Regions from separate parts of the Homo sapiens genome. Here region 1 is linked to region 2. A link is a loop called in an ENCODE intact Hi-C map of the cell type or tissue named here. Cell type or tissue: Caco-2. All regions are shown on one strand. Each heading gives the region's core, and the rest is flanking DNA. Links, peaks and the distances in the headings are about the cores only. Region 1 has its middle 39 kb from the start of AKR1C8. Region 2 has its middle 12 kb from the start of LINC02561.

The links. Peaks named below come from ENCODE experiments on the same cell type or tissue, not always from the same donor. Only the 100,000 strongest peaks of a DNase experiment are listed, where the experiment ranks them.
Region 1: it touches region 2 in a loop (6-fold over the local background); 2 of 110 quality-filtered maps call a loop at or near these places.

Annotation. Positions count from the first base shown.
Region 1 is chr10:5,139,803-5,152,166 of GRCh38, forward strand. It overlaps a transcript of AKR1C8 not described here. Among named protein-coding and RNA genes, the nearest start is that of AKR1C8, 39 kb to the right of the region's middle. In Caco-2, for the core only: no CTCF peak of the experiment used is centred there; DNase peaks (open chromatin) are centred at 7,569 and 8,079.
Region 2 is chr10:5,277,359-5,289,722 of GRCh38, forward strand. It overlaps the pseudogene AKR1C7P. Among named protein-coding and RNA genes, the nearest start is that of LINC02561, 12 kb to the left of the region's middle. RefSeq lists an enhancer at 7,108-7,402. In Caco-2, for the core only: CTCF peaks have their summits at 6,320 (motif pointing left) and 6,526; DNase peaks (open chromatin) are centred at 6,034 and 6,303.

The DNA of each region.
Region 1 (12,364 bases), core at 6,148-8,647, 140 kb before region 2:
GATCTAGTTAAAGAGCTTCTGCACAGCAAAAGGAACTACCATCAGAGTGAACAGGCAACCTACAGAATGGGAGAAAATTTTTGCAACCTACCCATCTGACAAAGGGCTAATATCCAGAATCTACAAAGAACTTAAACAAATTCACAAGAAAAAATCAAACAACCTCATCAAAAAGTGGGCAAAGGACATGAATAGACACTTCTCAAAAGAAGACATCTATGCAGCAAACAGACACATGAAAAAATGCTCATCATCACTGGTCATCAGAGAAATGCAAATCAAAACCACAATGAGATACCATCTCACACCAGTTAGAATGATGATCATTAAAAAGTCAGGAAACAACAGATGCTGGAGAGGATGTGGAGAAATAGGAATGTTTTTACACTGTTGGTGGGAGTGTAAACTAGTTCAACCACTGTGGAAGACAGTGTGGCGATTTCTCAAGGATCTAGAACTAGAAATACCATTTGACCCAGCGATCCCATTACTGGGTATATACCCAAAGGATTATAAATCATGCTACTATAAAGACACATGCACACATATGTTTACTGCAGCACTATTCACAATAGCAAAGACTTGGAACCAACCCAAATGTCCATCAATGATAGACTGGATTAAGAAAATGTGGCACATATACACCATGGAATACTATGCAGCCATAAAAAAGGATGAGTTCATGTCCTTTGTAGGGACATGGATGAAGCTGGAAACCATCATTCTGAGCAAACAATCTCAAGGACAGAAAACCAAACACCACATGTTCTCACTCATAGGTGGGAACTGAACAATGAGAACGCTTGGACACAGGGCGGGAAACATCACACACCAGGACCTGTTGTGGGGTGGGGGGTTGGGGGAGGGATAGCATTAGGAGAAATACCTAATGTAAATGACGAGTTAATGGGTGCTGCAAACCAACATGGCACATGTACATATATGCAACATACCTGCACATTGTGCACATGTACATATATGCAACATACCTGCACATTGTGCACATGTACCCTAGAACTTAAAGTATAATTTAAAAAAAGAAAGAAAGAAAGAAATTATTCCCTCACTGTTGATTGCTGCTGACTGATCAGGGTCATGGTTGCTGAGTTCTGAAATGACTGTGGCAATTTCTTAAATAAAATACAACAATGAAATTTGCCTCATTGATAGACTTCTTTCATGAAAGATTTCTCTGTAGAGAGATTTCTCTGCTGTTTGACAGCTTACACAGTGTGGAACTTCTTTGAAAGTTGAAGTCAATTCTCTGTAACCCAGCCACTGCTTTATCAACTATCTTTTCATAATATTTTAAATCCTTTGTTGTCATTGCAGCAATATTTACAGCATCTTCACCATCTCACAATGGTTAAGAAAAGAGTAGATTTCAACCCAAGAACAACTTTTTGTGCATTCATATGAAGGAACTCTTAATCTCTTAAAGTTTTATCATGAAATTACAGCAATTCAGTCACATATTAAGGCTCTACTTCTCATTCTACCTTTCTTGCTATTTCCATTACATCTGCAGTTACCAAAGCCTTAACCCCCTTAAAATCATCCATGAGAGTTGTAATTAACTTTTTCCAAACTTCTATTCATGTTGATATTTTGACATTTTCTTATGAATTTCTTACAAATTTTCATGATGGCATTCAGAATGCTGAATTCTTTCCAGAAGGCTTTCCATTTACTTTTCCTAGATTCATCAGAAGAATCATTATCTACAGCAGCTGTAACTGATTGAAATGTATTTTATGAACAATAAGACTTGAAAGTTAAAATTGCTCCTTTATCCATGTACTGAAGAATAAATATTGTGAAAGCAGTCATAAAAACAGAAGTAATCTTTTGGTACCTCTGCATTAGAACTCTTTATTAACCAGGTGTATTGCCATTCAACAGTAATATTTTGAAAGGAATCTCTATTTTTGAGCAGGTTTCAACTTCTGCTTTTTATTTTAAACAGTAGACTTGAAATATTCAGTAACCATGCTATAAAGAGCTATGCTGTAAGACAGCTTTTTCTATTTATAGAGCATGGTTTTGAAATTATAACAAAGCATTGGTTTTATCCTGAAATCACCAGGAATGGGAGCTACTAACACAAGAGTCAGCCTGTCTTTTGAATCCAGGCATTGACTTCCTTTTAAATATGAAAGTCCTAGATGGCACCTTTTTTGGTACAAGGCCCTTTCATCTACATTCAAAATCGATTGCTTATTGTAGTCGCTTTCATTAATGATCTTACATAAATCTTCTGGTTGACCTGCTGCAGATTCTCCATCAGTACTTGCTTTATTTTGCACTTTTTTGTTATGGAAATGGCTTATTTTATTCAACCTCATGAATCAACCTCTACTAGATTTCTAACATCTTCTCTGCCGCATCCTCACCTCTATGAGCCTTCATACACTTGAAGAGAGTTAAGGTCTTCTTCTGGATTAGGCTTTGGCCTAAGGGAATGTTGTGGCTGGTTGATCTTCTGTCCACGTCATTAAAACTTTCTTCTTATCAGTAGTAAAGCTTGTTTTGCATTCTAACCATTTCGTATTCACTGGAGTAGCACTGTAGTTTCCTTAAAGAACTTTTCCTTTGTATTCACAACTTGGCTAATAATTAACACAATAGACCTAGCTTTCAACCTACCTCAGCCTTCAACATGCATTCCTCAATAAGCTTAATCATGTGTAGCTTTTGTGCTTAAATGAAAAATACGTTATTCTTTCTTTCATGTGAATATTTAGAGGTCACTGTAGGGTTACAATTTGACCTAGTTTTAACATCGTTATGTCTTAGGGTATAGGAAGGCCTGAACAGAGGGAAAGAGATAGGGGAACCACCTGTCACTGAAGCGGTCAGAAGACACACAATTATCTATTGCATTCACTATCTTATATGGGCACAGTTTAGGGTATCCCAAAACAAGTATAACAGTAACATCAAGATTACAGATCAGACATTACCATAACAGATATAATAATACAGTGGAAGTTTGAAATATTGCAAAAATTACTGAAATGTGGGGAAAAAACACAGAGTGAACATGTGCTATTGGAAAAATGGTACTAACAGGCTTGTTCAATGCAGGGTTGCTACAAATGTTCAATTCCTTTTTTAAAAAAATACAGTATCTTTGAAGGACAAAAAAGTGAGTCATAACAAAATGAGGTGTACTGTGTTCATAAATGGGTTAATTTATAAGGAATATATCAAGTGTAACCGTTAATTTTAGGTGCCAACTGGATTGGATTAAGCAGTATGCCAATACATGGTAGGGCATCATTTCTGGGTGTACCTGTGAGGATGACTCTGCATGATATTGACATTTGAATCAAGGGACCAACTTAAAAAAATTGCCCTAATTCAATATGGGAAACAACCCTTCTATTAGCTGACGTTTCTGATAAACAAGCAGAGGAAAAGTCAGCTTGCTCTCTCTCTCCTGAAGCTGGGTCACCCATCTTCTACCCGTGGACATCAGAACTCCAAGCCTTCTGATCTTTGAACTTGTTCACGAGTGCCTTCTACCCCTGGACGTCAGAAACATCAGAACTCCAGGCCTTCTGATCTTTGCACTCTAGGACTTTCACCAGTGGCCCTCAGCTTCTCAGGCTTTCAGCCTTAGACTGGAGGATACTTTGATGACTCCCCTGATTTCAGGCCTTCACAGTTGGAATTGGCCATGGCACTGGCTTTCATGGTTCTACAGCTTTTGAAAGGTGCTTGGTAGCGCTTTTCAGAAAACATAATTGAAATGAGGCAATCCCTCAAATGTATTCCTGTTCATACATAAAATCATAAAAATGATTTTATACATTTATATATGAGATGACACACATATACATGTATATATAATACATGTGTAAACATATGGATCTAACATATACTAGATATATTATTAAATATATTTAGATATATATTATATATAATATCTATATATTTATATCTATATATATTTTAGATTTCTGTTTCTTTGGAGAATTTTAACCATATTGATTTTGGCAGTGGAAGTGGTTCTAGGGGAACAGAATTTATACTGAGTTTTCTGAATTCATTTTGGAGTTTATGGAATGACCACTCTAATCTAACCAAACTTGAGAATACTAAAGACTCTATTTCCAATAATACAGAAAGTGCTAATAGTTGACAATATGAACTGTTCTTAGAGATGCATAAACTATCCACATTACCATATTCCACAATTTGCAAAAGGCCAGGAAATTGGTAACTCTATATATGATACTTTTGAATAGTTATGGAAAATTATTCAGTTTCAGCTTTCTACATATGGCTAGCCAGTTTTCCCGGCACCATTTATTAAATAGGGAATCCTTTCCCCATTGCTTGTTTTTCTCAGGTTTGTCAAAGATCAGATAGTTGTAGATATGCGGTGTTACTTCTGAGGGCTCTGTTCTGTTCCATTGATCTATATCTCTGTTTTGGTACCAGTACCATGCTGTTTTGGTTACTGTAGCCTTGTAGTATAGTTTGAAGTCAGGTAGCGTGATGCCTCCAGCTTTCTTCTTTTGGCTTAGGATTGACTTGGCGATGCGGGCTCTTTTTTGGTTCCATATGAACTTTAAAGTAGTTTTTTCCAAATCTGTGAAGAAAGGCATTGGTAGCTTGATGGGGATGGCATTGAATCTGTAAATTACCTTGGGCAGTATGGCCATTTTCACGATATTGATTCTTCCTACCCATGAGCATGGAATGTTCTTCCATTTCTTTGTATCCTCTTTTATTTCCTTGAGCAGTGGTTTGTAGTTCTCCTTGAAAAGGTCCTTCACATCCCTTGTAAGTTGGATTCCTAGGTATTTTATTCTCTTTGAAGCAATTGTGAATGGGAATTCACTCATGATTTGGCTCTCTGTCTGTTATTGGTGTATAAGAATGCTTGTGATATTTGTACATTGATTTTGTATCCTGAGACTTTGCTGAAGTTGCTTATCAGCTTAAGGAGATTTTGGGCTGAGACAATGGGGTTTTCTAGATATACAATCATGTCGTCTGCAAACAGGGACAATTTGACTTCCTCTTTTCTTAATTGACTACGCTTTATTTCTTTCTCCTGCCTAATTGCCCTGGCCAGAACTTCCAACACTATGTTGAATAGGAGTGGTGAGAGAGGGCATCCCTGTCTTGTGCCAGTTTTCAAAGGGAATGCTTCCAGTTTTTGCCCATTCAGTATGATATTGGCTGTGGGTTTGTCATAGATAGCTCTTATTATTTTGAAATATGTCCCATCAATACCTAATTTATTGAGAGTTTTTAGCATGAAGGGTTGTTGAATTTTGTCAAAGGCCTTTTCTGCATCTATTGAGATAATCATGTGGTTTTTGTCTTTGGCTCTGTTTATATACTGGATTACATTTATTGATTTGCATATATCAATTCAAGATGGATTAAAGACTTAAACGTTAGACCTAAAACCATAAAAACCCTAGAAGAAAACCTAGGCAATACCATTCAGGACATAGGCATGGGCAAGGACTTCATGTCTAAAACACCAAAAGCAATGGCAACAAAAGACAAAATTGACAAATGGGATCTAATTCAACTAAAGAGCTTCTGCACAGCAAAAGAAACTACCATCAGAGTGAACAGGCAACCTACAAAATGGGAGAAAATTTTCGCAACCTACTCATCTGATAAAGGGCTAATATCCAGAATCTACAATGAACTCAAACAAATTTACAAGAAAAAAAACAAACAACCCCATCAAAAAGTGGGCAAAGGACATGAACAGACATTTCTCAAAAGAAGACATTTATGCAGCCAAAAAACACATGAAAAAATGCTCATCATCACTGGCCATCAGAGAAATGCAAATCAAAACCACAGTGAGACACCATCTCACACCAGTTAGAATGGCAATCATTAAAAAGTCAGGAAACAACAGGTGCTGGAGAGGATGTGGAGAAATAGGAACACTTTTACACTATTGGTGGGACTGTCAACTAGTTCAACCATTGTGGAAGTCAGTGTGGCGATTCCTCAGGGATCTAGAACTAGAAATACCATTTGACCCAGCCATCCCATTACTGGGTATATACCCAAAGGATTATAAATCATGCTGCTATAAAGACACATGTGCACATATGTTTATTGCGGCACTATTCACAATAGCAAAGACTTGGAACCAACCCAAATGTCCAACAATGATAGACTGGATTAAGAAAATGTGGCACATATACACCATGGAATACTATGCAGCCATAAAAAATGATAAGTTCATGTCCTTTGTAGGGACATGGATGAAATTGGAAATCATCATTCTCAGTAAACTATTGCAAGAACAAAAAACCAAACACCGCATATTCTCACTCATAGGTGGGAATTGAACAATGAGGTCACATGGACACAGGAAGGGGAACATCACACTCTGGGGGACTGTTGTGGGGTGGGGGGAGGGGGGAGGGATAGCATTGGGAGATATACCGAATGCTAGATGACGAGTTAGTGGGTGCAGCACCAGCATGGCACATGTATACGTATGTAACTAACCTGCACAATGTGCACATGTACCCTAAAACTTAAAGTATAATAATAAAAGAAGAAAAAAAATTATTCAATAAAATAATGTTGCTTGGTTGTAACTAATGTTGATTGGTAAAGTTAAAAAAATTAGCTCAGGTATTTGAAATAACAGATCAAGCAATGTATCCATGACCTAAGAGCTTCTAGATATCCCGAGAGAGAAGCTTATGTCTCGTAATATAGAAAGTGCTAATAGTTTACAATATGAACTGTTTTTGCAGATGCATAAACTATCCACATTACCATACTCCACAATTTGTGAAAGGCCAGGAAATTAGTGACTCTATATATGATACTTTTGAATAGTTATGGAAAACTATTCAAAATAACCCACTCTATGGGTTGTCTGTTTACTCTGCTGACTGTTCCTTTTGCCATGCAAAAGCTCTTTAGTTTAATTAGGTCCCAGCTACTTATCTTTGCTTTTATTGCATTTGCTTTTGGGTTCTTGGTCATGAAATCATTGCCTAAGCCAATGTCTAGAAGGGTTATCTTCTCAAATGGAAAGCTTTGTCACTAATGGTATGTCTGTGATTATCGGGTATTAAGATCACTCACTCAGGATGTACTGGTTCTAGGTGTGTAGAGAAATTAGATACTGTCTTAGTACATTTGTGTTGCTATAAAGGCATACCCGAAGGTGAGTAATTTATAAAGAAGTCTCTTTGGCTCATGGTTCTGCATACTGTACAAGAAGCATGGCACTGGTATCTGGTAGGCCTCTGGTGAGGGCCCCAGGCTGCTTCCATTCATGGCAAAAGGAGACGTGGAGTTAGCATGCGCTGACGTCAGATGGTGAGATAGGAAAGCAATAGAAGGCGAGTAAGGTGCCAGGCTCTTTTTAACAAGCAGCCATCAAGAAAAGAAATAATGCAAGAATTCACTCACTACTGCAGGCAGAGCACCAAGCCACTCATGATGGATCTGTCCCAATGACCATAACAATCCCACTAGGCCCCACTTCCTACATTGAGAACTCAGCATATGGTTTAGAGGGTCAAATATCGCAATTACAGCATTCTTCCCCTGGCCCAGCACCAACTTAAAATTCCAAAGTACAAAAGTTCATCTCAGACTCAAGGCAAGTTCCTGCTGGTTATGAGCCTGTGAAGTCAAAAACAAGTTATTTGCTTTTGAAGTACAACATCGTTATCAGTTGTGAGTAAACATTCCTTTTCCAGAAGGTAAAAAATTAACCAAAAAAAAAAATGGTGTGGGTAAAGTCAGGAGAAACAGGACCTGTGGAAGCCAGAATCCCAGCAAGGCAGACGTTCAACCTTATAGTTCCAAGATAATTTCTGGTGACTTTGTGTCCTGCATCCTGGGCACATTGATGCAAAGGGCCAGCTCTCAAGCATTTGGGCAGCCCTGTCTCCATGGCTTTGCTGGGCACAGCCCACATGGCTACTCTTACAGGTTGGAGTTCTATGCCTGTGAGACTTTTCCAGGCAGAAGTTTCAAGCTGCCAAAGGGTCTGTGATTCTGGGATCTGGACGGCTGTGGTCCTGCTCCCACATCTCCACTAGGTAGAAACACCATGGTGACTTCTGATCCCACATTTCTGCTTATCATTGCTCAAGTAGAGACTCTGGGTGGGGCCTCCACCCATGCATTAGGCTTCTGCCTGGCTCAGCGAAGCTGCCAAATCTCAACTACTCTTGTGCCACAGAGATATCAGGTTTGAAACTCCCCTCCTTTTTTTGTATTTTTCTACTCAGCATTTCCTCCAGTAGCCAGGTGTGAGGCCTCTGGCTTCACAAGACTCAAGGGACTAGGTGGCTGCTACGTGGGGGCTTCTGCCTGAAGATTGTATACAATCTGGCTGAATGAGAAACTGATCTCAGGAGGCCAGGAGAATGCTCAGTAGTATAGGAGATAGAGAGGAGGAGGAACATAGGAGATAGAGAGGAGGAGGGGAGAAGCAGGGAAGGAGGAAAGTAAAAATAAGAAGTGGGGAGGAGAGATGCAGGGCATCCTTGAGTCAGCAATAACACTCATGTGCCTCAAATAAATAATTGATCTTATTGTAAACCAAAAAGTAACCCAGGCAGATATCAATCTATTAGAGGTTTGTTTTGGCAAGGTTGAGGACACACCCAAGAAAGAAAAATGCAAGTCACAGTAAGATCTTTGACCTGAACTTTTTTCAAAGAGGATTTTGGGAACTGCAATATCTAAAGGGTAAAGAACAAATATTTGAGGATAAAAAAATGCAGGTCAGGTACAGAATGAGGCAAGTGATTACATTCTTGTGAGCCTCTTATTAGTGCTCACTGAATCTACTATCTTACACGTGAAAACAAAGCAGTAGGGAAAAAATTGTGCATTTGTCTTGCGCTCAATAAATCTACATTTTATATAGGATATAGTAAGCATGCAAAATTACAGATATCTGTTTGGAAATAAAAGGAAGGCAGCTTTTGGATGACTCCATTACCAAGCTTAACTTTCCTTCTGACATAGTGAGTATGGGGTCCAGAGAATATATTTTTCTTTCTTTCCTTTCTTAGTAAGGCTCATTCCTATGTCATACCAGGAAGTCTAATTTCTAGGAGGCTGTGAAGTCTTGCGTCCTGTGGAAGAAAGCAGGGACAGAAAGAAAGAAAAAATAGAAAAAAAGATGCCAAGGTCAGATTACAACAAGAAAAGGAAAGGAATCCTGGAAGACAGATTCTGTCTTTACTACTAAAAACTCTACAGTCAGTAAGCACAAATATATATATAGCTGTTATATATATTTAAATGTTTGGTGATTCCAAGTAAGGAAAGTAGTAGAAAAAAATGAAAACATAATTTTGTTGACTTGTAGCCAGAAAATAATTTAGGATTCAGACCAGATAAATTGTAGTAAGTAATAAAAACTGAGAAGCAATGGACAAGTGTAGACTCTAATAACAGGTGTACTATAGTTTCTTTTGAAACATACTTTTTCTCTCCAGTCCCTAGATTTTATCAAAGACAAATAATGATAGAAACAATTTATTTGCAAAATATGTCATAGTCTTATTATTCTTGGCCTGATTATTTGCATACATTGCAACAAGAATAATTATTGTTCAATAGGCTCTTTATAAATTGGCTTTGCTGAAGCTATTTAAAAGACTCTCAGATTAGACTTTTAAAGACCTTTCTATCTCAGCCAAAAATGTATCTGTGCCTTCAGATGAATTGCATAAATTGGTTTATTTTCTCTTTTTTGTGGTCTCAAAATAACTTGAAGTTACTGGACCTGTCATAAAATGGCATTCTTTATTTTTCACAGGTAAGAAACCCTGTAGATGGAATAGGCAAGGTAAAAGGACAGTCTTTCCAAGGCACTTTTATTGGCTTTATAAAGTTAACCTCCATTTCTCAAAGTAATCTGTTCATTTCTGCAAATATGTCATTCCAGTTAAAGCTTTGATAAATTATTAGTGTCTTATTCCAAAAACAAACACATTCTTATTAAACTTATGTGAATAACTATGTTGCCATAAATTAAGAATACTCACAAATACGTTTCAAATTCTGGAAGAATTAGGCGAAGAGAAAAAATATTTTTCAAATTTTGTTTCAAATTTTTCTCAAAAAAGAATATTTTACTCAGTCACTGAAAGCTATAAAAACAGCTCAAAAGAATAAAGTCTTCTGGACTTTGAAAAACAAAACAGAAAGAATCAGCAGTAATTTAAACAAAATGTCATAAAATTGTTTTAGTCTTCTATTAGTTTGGTCCCATGCAATGAACTCATGTTGTTTGATATTGGAGCTAATAATTTTATGAACATATTAGCTCTTCACTGAGGGGATTCCAGGATGTTTTCTTTAGTCCAATGGCACAATTTCCATGGTTACTACAAAAATGCATTTAAATGTACCCGTTGGACTCCTTTCTGCAAGTGTATTTAAAGAAGCAAGTCTTGGACAAGAGGTGATTATAAGTTGCTTTTTGAGAAGGATCAAATTAAGACAACAATTGTCTTTGGATGACAAAATTCTTAGGATAGCCATGATCAAAGACACAATTGACAAAGGAATATTTTATGCCATACACCAATTTAACATAAAAATTATAATAATTAAGAATATATACTAAGATATATCAGAATTATAGAAATCTCATATAATTGAAGAACACATATTAATAACACCCTATATAAATCACACTCAAAGAAAGTTAAACACTATTTCATATTTGACAATGCTTCCTGTATAATTTTAACATCTCAAATATGTAAGTTTTGGACTTTAGGAGCCCTAATATTTGTGAAAGTTAATGAGGTAAAAAAGACTAAATGTGTAACTTGAACTTTTGATTTTTGGAACGTTTGTCAAATAGCAAAGCCTTAAGACATTTTATACCACAAAATAAAGTCACAGATCACTGTAAAATAAGTCATTCATTTAGCCACATAATAATGCAAAGATTAAAAAAAAAACCTCTACTTCTCATAGAAAGGAGACTCAGTTTCCCAAGAAATAAGACCTAATCAAGACAACATTGTAACTGCCCGGTGGGTTCTCCTTGCCACTGCCTAGAATGAGCTGATCTATCAAGACAGGGGAATTGCAATAGAGAAAGAGATTAATTCACACTGTTCCAGGTATATAGAAGAACAGAGTTTTATTACTACTCAAATCAGTCTCCCTGAAGACTCAGGGGTTGGAATTTTTAAGAATAACTTGGTGGGTAGGGGACCAGTGAGTCAGGAGTGTTGATTGGTTGGGTTGGAGATTAAATCATAGGGAGTTGAAGCTGTCCTCTTGCACTGAGTCAGTTCATGGGTGGGGGGCACAAGACCGAATGAGCCAGTTTATTAATCTGGGTGGCACCAGCTGATCTATCAGGTTCAGGGTCTGCAAAATATCTCAAGCACTGATCTTAGGCTTTACAAAAGTGATGTTATCCAGGAGCAATTTATGGAAGTTCAGAATCTTATAGCCTCCAGCCGCATGACTCGTAAACCATAATTTCTAATCTTGTGGCTAATATATTAGTCCTACTAAAGCAGTCTAGTCCCCAGGCAGGAAAGGGTTTGTTTTGGGAAAGGGCTGTTATCATCTTTGTTTCAAACTACAAACTAAGTTCCCCCAAAAGTTAGTTCAGCCTATGCCCATGAGTGAACAAGAAGAGCTTGGAGGTTAGAAGCAGGATGGAGTCAGTTTGTTTCCTTCTCTTTCACTGCAATAATTTTCTAATTATAATTTTGTACTAGTGGTTTCAATTCTTCCCTTTGGGTTTTTTTTTTTTTTTTTGAGACACAGTCTTGTTCTGTCACCCAGGCTGGCATACAGTGGCACAATCTCAGCTTACTGCAACCTCTGCCTCCTGGGTTCAAGTGATTCTCCTACCTCAGCCTCCTAAGTAGCTGGGATTACAGGCACACACCACCATGCCTGGCTAATTTTTGTATTTTCAGTAGAGATGGGATTTCACCATGTTGGCCAGGCTGGTCTTAAACTCCTGACCTCAGGTGATCTGCCCACCTCGGCCTCCCAAAGTGCTGGGATTAAAGGCATGAGCCACTGCACCCAGCCCCTTTGAGTTTTATAACACCTTATTCTTAAGGTGTGGGCTATAAAAATGGGAAAAGGCCAATGACCACTCTGGCTTCTTCCTGCTGACAGGAGTCATAGTAGGAATAGAGTTGACCTCAAGTTGAGGTCTGTACTCATGCAGGCTGGGCTGGGATTCTAAGGTTTGCATGACAAAGGCATTATTATTGTCATCTATAATTTTAGTATAGCATTTAAACAAACAGCATACTATCAGGTAAATAATGAATTCTAGGATAAAGAGTGCAATTTCCAGTTTTAAATGTAAAAATTTGAAAGCACTAGTTTGGGG
Region 2 (12,364 bases), core at 4,885-7,384:
CAAAGCCCCAGACAATGAGAGAAGACACAATATAGTATGTTTCAAGGTGTCTCATAAATATTCATAGAGATTTATTCGCAATTGTGGCAAACTGGAAACAACTAAACTGCCCATCAATAGGTGAATGGATAAACAACTTGTGGTGTACATGTCCATATAATGGAATATTTCCCAGCAGTAAAATGGAAAGAACAGACACCTGCAACTACAGGAATGAATGTCACAGACAGGTTGAGCAAAAGAAGCTACACCAAAGAATATATATGACTTCTTTACATAAAGTACTACAGCAGACAAAACTAATCTAAGACCGAAAACGTTATGAACATAGTTGCCTAGAGGTGGGGAGGAATTGTCTCAGAAGGAACACCAATTAACATTTTTGGGAGAAAGTTTCCATATCATGACAATAATGTGGATTACAAAGTACATTCATTTATCAAAATTGTACAGCTAACGTATATGCATTACAGTCTATGTAAATTTCACCTTCAAATCACTTTGAAATTGTATTTGGAGTGGGGTTGGGAGAAGGCAGATATACAAATGAAACAGGAGGGAAGGAATGTTGGTGACATTGAAGCTCAGTGGTGTCACATGGGAATTCACTGCACCGTTGTGTTCACTGTTCTATGTTTGACTTGATCTAGAATGAAATGCTAAAAGTTTCTTAATCAATAGAGTTGCTGATATAGATTAACTCTTCGATACTCTTATTACCAGTTTGGGTCTCTGTGAGATGCCAGGGCCCTGTAGGCAACTAGAACAATGTCCTTGGACTTGCAGAACTCCAGGAGTTTGCTCTAGTTGAGGTAAGGGTGACATTCCACCTGTAATTTTTCAAGACCAAAAGGTGTCAGAATACATGAGCAAATAACCACATGTAAATTTTAAAATGCTTTGAAGGAATATCTAGTACTATATTAATATATGTACTATGTATTTCATATTGGTCATTTTCCCCATGCACCTTCTGAAATGCTTTCAAATTCCATCAGTGGTCATACTAACATGATAACTTACTTATTCTTTTTTTATTAGTGTTTTAAAATGATTAACATCTCTCGTGCCCAAATTATAGTCTCTAAATGACATTTCTACTCAGACAAACCAAGATTTCTTAGAAAAATGGCTAATTCTAGTTCTGACTGGGGAAGCTACAAGTTCAGCCTAGAACAGCTTACATTCTAAATGGCAAAGAACATAAAGAAAATGAGGCAAGTCAAAGGACCAAGAAGCTCAATTGAAAAGGCTCCTGCTGGTCAAAATGATGGCAAGTTGAGCAACAAAAGGCATAGTAACTACAATGGTTGGGAAAAGGACATATTTGTTAAAATTCATGAGTTCAAATGATGTTAACCAATTGTGATCAAATCTTTAGCTCTAACTTTCAATTTACAGAAAGTACAAAAGGAACATGTTAAATTGTATCACTGGATCAACCAGTATATCCTATACGGAGGAAAACTTTACAGGAATAAAAGGCTTAAGTTTTCATTAGTAAATTGAAGGAAAGAAAGAGGCAGAATGAGAATGAGGACTATGGAAGAAGAGAAGGAAGAGAAGGTAGAAGAGCAGGAGGAGAAGAAGGAAGAAGAGAAGAAAGAGAAGACAGAGGAGGCAGAAGAGGAAGAGGAGGAGAGAAGTAAAAAAAAAAAAAGAAGAGAACAAACTTATTTATTGAAAGAGTGATTTGGCCGGGATCAGTGGCTCACGCCTGTAATCCCAAAACACTGGGAGGCTGAGGCGGGCAGATCATGAGGTCAGGAGTTTGAGACCAGACTGACCGTCTCTACTAAAAATACAAAAATTAGCCAGGCATGGTGGTGCATGCCTATAGTCCCAGCTACTCAGGAGGCTGAGACAGGAGAATAGCTTGAACCCAGGAGGTGGAGGTTGCAGTGAGCCAAGATCGTGCCACTGCAGTCCAGCCTGGGTGACAGAGCGAGACTCAGTCTCAAAAAAAAAAAAAGAGTGATTTATGAGACATATCATCCAATTGCAATGTATGGGCCTTATTTCCACATCAATTTAAATGAATCAACTTTAAAAATATGATAAAATTATATTTTAGCACTCATGATATTTACTAACAACAAGAAATTATTGCTACAATTTCAAGTGGTATAAAAGTATTCTGGCAATGTTTATTTAAAGATTTAGAGATTTTTAAAATATTTTACAAAACATTTTCAGATACAATGATATCATGTCTGCTTCAAAATAATACAGAGGTAGAATTATCTACGTAACATGTTTGGTTGTGAGATAATTATTGCTTAAGTGTGATGATGGGTACATAAAAAGAAAATGATTATAACATGAGGGGATATTCAAAAAATTGATTGAAAATGTGCATTATGAAAAAACCATACATGGATTTCAAAAAAAAATGCTCCAAAATAAACTTGTACTAATTTGTTATGATGTGTCTGAACAGGATCTAGTTTGAGGCATTGAGAAAGATAAAACAACTCCCCTATCAGAAAAACATGAATTCAGCTAAATTGAAGTAAGAACAAAAATCAAATTTATTGTGAAGCATGGGTGGAAGAATGGTGAAATTATTGACTCTTTACACAAAATATATGGGCAAAATCCCCCAAAGAAATCAGAAGTTCACAAATGAATAATTCATTTGAAGAAGGAACGAGATGATGTTGAAGATGAAGCCCGCAACAGCATACCATTCACATCAATTTGCAGGAAAACAAAAATGTATCTTACTAGTGCCCTCATTAAAGAAGACCAATGATTAACAGCAGAAATGATAACCAACACCATAGATATCTCAACTGGTTCAGTTTACACTATAGTAACTGAAAAATTTAAGTTGAGTGAACTTTCCAATTCATGGGTGACGAAACTGTTGTGGCCAGATCAGCTACAGACAGGAGCAAAGCTTTCCAAGGAAATTTTAGGTAAGGGAGATCAAGATCCTGAAGCATCTTCAAAGAATTGTAAAATGAGGTGAAACATGGCTTTGCCAGTACAATCCTGAAGACAAAGCAAAATCAAAGCAATCGCTACCAAGATGTGGAAATGATCCAGGCAAAGCAAAAGGAGATTAATCAAGAGAAAAGGTCATAGCAAGTTTTCTGGGATGCTCAGGGCATTTTGCTTATTGACTCTCTGGAGGGCTAAAGAAGAATAGCAACTGTTTTGAGAAAATTAGCCAAAGTTTTAGTATGAAAACACCCACAAAAAGCTTCACCAGAGATTATTTTTCACCATACCAATGCTCCTACTCGTTTTTTTCATCAAGCAGGGGCAATTTTGCAAGAATTTTGATAGAAAAATCATTAGTCATCCACCTTACAGTCCTGGTTTGGCTCCTTCTGAGTTCTTTTTGTGTCTGAATCTTTAAGAATCTTTAACAGAGACTCTTTTTCTTACAGTTAATAATGTAAAAAATAAAAAGAATACATTGACATGATTAAATTACCAGGACTCTCAGTTATTTAGAGATGAACTAAATGGCTACTATTTGCTATTAGTTCACATACTTAGTTCATATACTCATAAGCATATACTTATGCTTTAAAAACTATACTGAATTTGGTAAAGCTTATTTTGAAAAATAGTTCATATATTTATAAACATCTTTTAATTCCATTTTTCCATGAACTTTTTGAACTCCTCATATTCTCTATATCTTTTTTTAAAAATTTACAAAAATAAAAACTTTTAAAAGTTATAAAAGAAATATTTTCATGTCAGATATAGGAAAAAATACAACAAGGTCACCTAGAATTTTACCAGAACCACGTAGCAACCTCTAATCATTTTGTGTGCTTAATTTTAGTCATTTTTATTATTCTTAAGATGTTAAATAATTTAAAATTAGTATATGTACTGAATAGTATAGATTAGCATATTTTATAAGAATCCTGATTTTGTTCAGTTATTTCTCCCTTCCTCCATATTCAGTTTCTGTGCCCCAGAAGAAGCCAGTTCACACTTTTGTGTCACAAACTTCCTTTCTCTTACATTAATTGGTTTATGAAAGGCACAATATGTTGTTCAAGCCAATGAAACATGAGAAAAAAATTGCTAGAAAACTTCTGTGACCATTATTCTTCTCTCTTTAGAAACAGCTCCAGAAAACCCTCTCTGCTGTGCTGAACATGAATGAGGAGACCTATAGCCCAATTGCCATGAGGAGCCATTCTGAAGCGATCAAACATGGAGCACAGACAAAATATATTCATTTCAAGAGAGTATCTTACAGCTTCTAGAGCAACAAAGACCCAAACTTTCTATAAATGAATCAACTTTAAGCCCGTTTGAATTGAGTTTTCTGTTTCTTGTGGCTTAAAAGCATCCTGAAAAACAGAATAGTATATAATTCTCTGATATACTTTTGATATAATATTATAACATAAGCTTTCCCTTTTTGCTATTAGTCTTCATAATATCCTCTCAAAGATCTCTATGAAGCCATCAGAACTTTAATTAATTCCTCATTTGTGGATATTCAAAATTCTAATCATTTGGTTTTAGAAATTATATATATATGTTAATATATATTATATTACTATATAATATAGATGGGAGTTTTTAACACGTCTTGTCTACAAATATCCCTAGAAATATAAAACTAAGACAGAGTATACATTTTTGAACTGCTTTTTGTATAATTATCAAAATGGTCTACACAAAGCTTTAAACTTAACAATGTCATAAATCATGTTTGATATTTGGCTATATTGGATGTTTCTTTTAAAATCATATGTTTTGATTACGATTTATACACCTCCTCTTTCTCACTCCTTTCCTCTGATCTGGCTTTAGTGCTTACCACTCTGGATCAGGCCCTGCATGGCTTCCCATAACCTCCATGCCACTAAATCCAGCCACTTTTATCTTTCCCTATTGGAGTGTTTGCTCACAGTAGGACCTACCTATGTCTGACTCAAGCCACTTCAATGCTCTTTCTTTGGCTCCCGACACCACAGTCTCCTGGCTGTCTCCACCTGTCTGGCAGCTCCTGTTCAATCTCCTTGCCAGTGCCTCTCTGCCTCACCCTCTCCTGTGAACTTTCCTGCCTGTTCCTTTTCATTCCATGAACTTTCCCTAGGAGAGCTAATCCTTGTCTGTGAGTTGTTACCATCTATACAGCAATAATTTCAAACACTGTGTCTCCACCTCCACCCCCTGAGCTCCAGACCAAAGCGACCACCTCCCAACTCTGCCTCCGCTTGGCTGTCTCATAGGAACTTCACACCCATCCCCAAAGAACTGAAGTCAGGCTCTTCTACTCCACTCAAACTGTTTTTCTCTAGTATTTTCTATTTCTATGAAAGTAGCTGTCATCTACACAGGTGATATAAAGCCAGAAACTTGGAAGCATGATTAAGCAGGAAGTGTGTAAAGAGCAGAAAGTCAGAGAAGGCCCCGGTGGGCTAACGGCTCACCTGGTTGCAGGTGGGCTTGTACTTGAGCCCTGGCTTGTTGAGGATGAGTTCCAGCAGTTTGTGATTGAAATTGGACACCCCGATGGACTTGGTTAAACCTGCTTCTTTGCACTTCTCCAGGGCCTGGGGAGGGAGGAAATGGGTGGTAGACCTTTACTGTAGTTTGTCCATTTCGTTTGTCACTGACTTTTTATAAACCGAAAATCTGATTTATGATATACTACGATTATAATGAATCAAACCGTTTTATCCCTTGAATAAATTAATTTTGAATGCCTTTTCTTGTTCTGCGTACATATTTGTCTCCTTAATTCTATTACATGCACACTGGGGACACCAAATAAACATAAAGCTGCTTTTCCATTTCCTCTTACCTATCCCACTCTCTTCTATGGTACCTATTTTGCTGTTAGGATGCAATAGTTAACAAACTACACCATAGTCAAGGGCAAAAGAAACTCTCAGCTTTTCCTCTAGTAAAGGGTTTGTTGCTACCTCTTTCTACAACGATAAAAATAAATGAATGGTATAGGTGTTGCAAGGGCGGGTTCACTGTCCTGCACCTTCCACCCTCCTGCTGAGTCAGGCCGCAGCTATTCCTCCTCTGTGATGTGTTTCTGTCCCGGGATAAAGCGCTGACTCCTTTTGTGCTTCTCTATGCTGACTCCTCTTTAGGGCTCATGTCCTCAACCTGATCTCAGGGGTAAAGCTGCTTCCATGTCTATGTAGAGCCATAGAAGTTAAAATTAAAAATGGACCGTAGGGGTTATCTCATTCCACTCCCTCACTTCAACGATGAGAACACGGAGGCGCAGAGAAGTTCCACGTCTGAGGTCAAACAACTGCTGGAGCAAAACCCCATCTCTTTTGACCCCTCCTTCTGTGATTCCAACCTCACCACACAGTGCCACCTGGTGTCTGCAGCAGAACATACCTCCCATGTGTCACGAAGATCCACAGTATCAAAAATAATGTTTCCACTGGCATCCTTAGGCAGCAATTCCTCCCCAGGCTGGAAAACAGAGGATAAAGAAGAAGGTTTTCTATGAGAATTCCCTTTCTGGCGCCTAAGGAGCTTAGCCACACCACTTTCAGAAGGCTGTGATTATTAATCTGAACATGCATGCGTGCATGTGTGTGGATGTATGTGCTTGTGTGTCTGCATGTGCAGACGTGTGTATGTGTGTGCATGTGTGTGTGCCTGTGTGCATATGTGTGTGTGCATGAGTGTATGTGTGTGGATATGGATATGTGTGGATGTGCATGTGCGTGTTTGGGGTGAGGGTTGGTAAGAGAAGACATGGGAAAAAAGAAAGATGAGAACAGTCTGAGAGACTGTAGCAAAACACTTTTTCTCCAGTTACCTGCAGGCTCCTTCCTCCATACACCCCCACACTTCACTAAGAATGCCGTCCCTACAGTTGAAATTTATTTCATTTCTGAAGGACAGGCTGGTGTGGAAGACAGCGCTTACCATAACTATTGATCAGTGTGTTTAGCCCCCGTTTATGCTCACCCAACTTGGATAATGAGGACATCAGATGTGCTCAGCCAATGTCCACTGTGATGAGAGGTTGGATCACTGAAGCCCAAAGGAGTCCAGTTGTGCCACATGTGCCATCCCATGTACCTCTCTCTCCTGTGGGCTGAGGGTACATACGGGAGAGACCCTCACCATAAAGAGGTGGAGATTTCACGTTGTATCTCTGTAGTCTGTAGTAACCTAATAGCTCAGAACCTACACTCAGGAACACAAGCACTAAGAAATGCAGGGCAATGCCCTCATGTTTCTAGCATAGAGGAAGTGAGATCATCGAACCTGCATCTCGCTTAAGGCTGGGGGATGAGCACAGACAGAAAATTGCAATGTCATTCGGCTGTGAAGGAGACTCGTGAATGATTTAGCAATTCTATGCAATTCACTCAAACCTACCCCTCTCGGAAAGAACCCAGGAAATCAAGCTGGAATGAGACAATGGAGGTGCTAGTAACAGTGATGAAACTGTTTGGGGCATAAGAAGGAAAAAACAAAAGCTGACCTTCATAGCCAATGGATTGTGGATAATGAAGAGATCGACATAGTCCAGTTGAAGTTTCTTCAGTGACCCTTCCAGGGCTGGGCGAACTAATTCTGGTCTAAAGAAAGTTGTCCAAAGCTGCAGTGAACAAAAGAAATAAAAAGTAGCTTATGATTTCACACACTTGGGGACCAAAATTAAACATAACAGAAATTGACACATGAGTAACAAAACACTGTGGTCTCAAACTAGAAGAACTGGGGCTACATTTGTATTATTCAGGGTAAATTACATCCTTGATGAGATGCTGAGATTTACTTGAATGACTGCAATGTAAGAAAACTGTGAATAAAACTTAGATGGAGCAGGAAAATCAACTTTAATGCATCAAGGGTTAATGGCATCGTCCTCTGAGAGCAGTCGAGAAATGTCAGGACACGGGGAATGGAATCTACTGTCCTGTATAATGAATTCCTCAAAACAATTCTGCTGAGAGATGCATTCTAAAAACAAGTTGTCGTCAGTGTAAACAGGCATAGGCTGTATCGCCAGTAACCAAGGCTTTATTTACATTGGAAGAAAGGTTTTCCACCCTAGGAAAATGTTATAACATTCAGGAAACTCAATGCTGAGTTGAAAAATAAAAAAGTATTTCCCAGTCTGGCTCCCTTTTCTGAATAACATCCCAACCTCACTTGATACGTCCTGAGAACAATTACTGAACAATCAACGGAGTGGCCCCAGAATGCCTTGGGTAATCGTATAACAGTTACTTAAGTATTATCGATCTCATCTCATATATGAATAATACCTGCCGCTCAGAGACATTGAAGAACAGTGTCCCACCTTTCACACATCTCAGAGAAAAGCCTTTTCTATGTTTTCATAACGTGCCTTCACAATATTAGGTAAGAAATACATTGTTCCTATGTTTTGATAATGTGCCTTCACAATATTAGGTAAATACATTGTTCTGAGACCACATTGTTTTTCTAAATAATACATCTGAACTGACGGTGGCCTCTGGCCACTGCACACACAGAAATTTCACCTCAGTGGTGTAGAAAATGTCCTCTCTCTTCACAGGGCCATCAGCAATCTTCTCTCGAATGGCCTTTCCGACCTCCTCCTCGTTTTGGTAGAAGAACGCCGCATCAATGTGACGGAAGCCTGCATCAATAGCCACTTCGGTGGCTTCACCAGCCTTGCTCTTGGGGGTCTATAAAACAGGAGTAAGAGGAGTCAACGATCTGCCTGACTCAGAGAAAATCCATGTATTTCCACAATGGCATTTTCCTTTTTTTTTTTAATCTTTTACTTTGGGTTCAGGGACACATGTGCAGGTTTGTTATATGTGTAAACTGTGTCACAGGGGTTTGGTGTACAGATTGTCACCTGGGTAATAAGCATAGTACCCAATAAATATTTTTTCTGATCCCCTCCCTCCACCATCCTCCAACCTCAAAAGGTCCCGATGTCTGTCGTTCCCCTCCCAGTATCCCTGTGTGTTGTTCAGCTCCCACATGTAAGTGAGAACGTGCAGTATTTGGTTTTCTGTTTCTGTGTTAGTTTGATTAGGATAATGGCCTCAAATTTCATCCATGTTGCTGCAAAGGACGTGATCTAGTTCTTTTTTGTGGCTTCACAGTATTCCACGGTGTTTATGTACCACATTTTCTTTATCTGGTCTACCACGGACGGGCATTTAGGTTGAGCCCATGTCTCTGCTATCCAATAGCATCTTCATAGTCTGCTGGCCTCCTGCTCCCCTTTTGATCATTTGGGTTTCCATGATAGACTTGCACACTCCGAGGACAGCAACTAACCTCCTGTAAGCTTCTACTCCCAAATAAATTAGTGGAATTGGCTTCACCCTGGAGCATGGAAAAATCACATCTCATTCCATATGAATCAATTGTACAAGAATAACCAACGGGAAAACTTCTGATACTGGGAGAATTTTTCTAAGGCACTCAATAGGAAGGACAGGTCAATCGACACACACACACACACACACACACACACACTACATACATATTACAGCTGACCCTTGAATAACACAGGTTTAAACTGCACAGTCCCACTTATACATGAATTTTTTTCAATCAAAATTACAAAGTGTGCCTACTTCTCCTGCCTCCCTTCCCCCTCCTTCACCTCTTCTGCCTCTGCCACCCCAGAGACAGCAACCCCAACCCTTCATCTTCCTCCTTCTCCTCAGCCTACACAGTGTGAAGAAGACAAGGATGAAGACCTTTGTAATGATCTACTTCCACTTAATGAGTAGCAAATATATTGTCTCTTCCTTATGATTTTCTTGAGTTTCTTTTCTCTAGCTTACTTTTCTCTAGCTTGCTGTATTATAAGAATACAGTATACCATACATATAACATGCAAAATAGGTGTTAATCAACTGTTTATGTTATTAGTAAGGGTTGCAGTCAATAGTTGGCCTGGTTTTACCCAGGACACAGACGTCACCTCACCAAGCTGGCGTTGCAACGTTAGGATGATAATATGTACACGCTCTGCCTCAAATTTCAAACAGTGGATAGTCTAATGACTACATCTGAGATTCTGCCCTAGCAAGCTTCCTAGAACAGCAGGACAAAAGACAGCACAACACACACGCAGGAAAAAAGCTTCTCGTTCCTGCAGTGACTTAAGGTAAAAACACCAATTAGAGTATTAAGGAAGCTTCTTTTTCACTTAGTGCATTTGAAATGTCTGAATATTAAGCACGTGCACGTATTACAATTTATTATGGTAAATGAGGGGGTTATGGGGAATTTTGTTCTATTCTCTATGGCACTTTTTTCTGTCTTTTCTAAGAGTAATAAACATTACATATAACATATGTAAGACACACATTATGCCTAATGGATGAAATGGATAATTATGTCATTGAAAACCTACTGACCCTTTCTGGCAGCTGTTATCTCGTGATATCTCATGACAGAGTTCTACCAAGATTGAGCCCATCCATTGGTCTCTCATTTTGGGGGCAATCCCTCCAAAGCAACCCCAAAGCTGCCCTTACGTTACCGTGACCAGAGTGTGACACTTCAAGTTCTCTGCCATGAACTGAGTGGATGGCTGTATTTCAGTCCTTACTGTGATGTTGTGCCCCCTAAGTCTTCCCATCGAATTACCTAATGTTCTGAATCACAGTGGCTTCTTACGTGACAAAAGGTTTGGATGGTCGAAACTCCCTGGCAAATACTTCCAGCCCCAACAACCTCACAGCAAAGCTGCCAGCAAGTATTCATGTTGGTTTCCACTTCCCCCTAGGCCCTTGGCCCTTCACATTTCTAACCAGGAGTGGAGCGGCTCTGAGCAGGTGGAAGATGAGAGCAGCCTGAGCATGGGTTTTTTTTTTTTTTTTTTTAATGTAAGAAGTAGTGAGTACTTACCAAGGACGGTTGTTGAAGAATTAAATAAGATAATGCATGGAAAATACAATACATGAAACCATTTGATATATGTTAGGTCACAATAATAATAATAAAAAGAATTATCCAAAAAATTAACCTCCAAACTCTCAGAGTCAACAGCTTATCATCCTCTTAGTGCAAAAAAATATAAGACCCTTCAGCCTCCTGGGGTCCACTTACATGATCAGGAGCATAAGTGCCAAATCCCAGCATCGGCATGACATGTCCATCATTCAGCCTCACGGAATGGCTTTGCTTCAGATCCATCACCACCCACAGCTCAGCTAATCTGACTCTGCCTTTCCTTCCATTTCCTGACTGAGAGCCCAGTAGGAGACAAGGCTGCCACGTTCTTTATTTCCATCAATACAAGATGGGCAGGGCAGAGATTACAGCTGCCTATAATTTCAACATGAAGTTGAAATCAATCCATTGACTTTGTTCTGATTCTTCCATGTCTCTGCAGGCCTGTCTTACAGGAAAATCGTACAGAAAGATTTGCATGCTAGAGGAGTTTGAATTTTCTCTTCAGTGTTGTACACACTTGATTTCTAAGTTAAAAAATTTAAAATGCCAAAAGAAACTATCAACAGAGTAAACAGACAACCTACAAAATGAGAGATTTTTACAAACCATGCATCTGACAAAGGTCTAATATCCAGCATCTATAAGGAACTTAAACAAATTTACACGAATGAAACAAACAACCCCAATAAAAAGTGGGCAAAGGACATGAACAGACACTTCTCAAGAGGAGGCAAACATGCAGCCAACAAATATGAAAAATGCTCAACATCACAGATCATTAGAGAAATGCAAATCAAAACCACAAGGAGACACCATCTCACACCAGTTAGAATGGCTATTATTAAAAAGTCAAAAAAATGACAGATGCTGGCAAGGTTGTGGAGAGGAATGAACGCTTATACACGGTTGGTGGGAGTATAGATTAGATCAGCCATTGTGAAAGACAGTCTGGTGATTCCCCAAAAGACCTAAAGTCAGAAGTGCCATTCAACCTAGCAATCCCATTAGTGGGCATATACCCAAAGGAATATAAATTCTTATATTATAAAGATGCATGCTTGTGTATGTTCATTGCAGCACTATTCACAATAGCAAGGACATGAAATCAACCCAAATGCCCATCAGTGATGGACTGGATAAAGAGGATGTGGTGCATGTACACCATGGAATACTATGCAGCCATAAAAAAGAATTAGATCACATGCTTTGCAGGAATATGGATGGAGATAGTGGCTGTTATCCTTAGCAAACTAACACAGGAACAGAAAACCAAATACTGTATGTTCTCACTTATAAGTGGGAGCTAAATGATGAGAACACATACGGGGCAACAACACACACTGGGGCCTATCAGTGGGTGGAGGGTGGGAGGAGGGAGAGGATCAAGAAAAATAACTAATGGGTACTGGGCTTAATACCTGGGTGATGAAACAATCAGTACAACAAACCCGCATGACACAGGTTTACC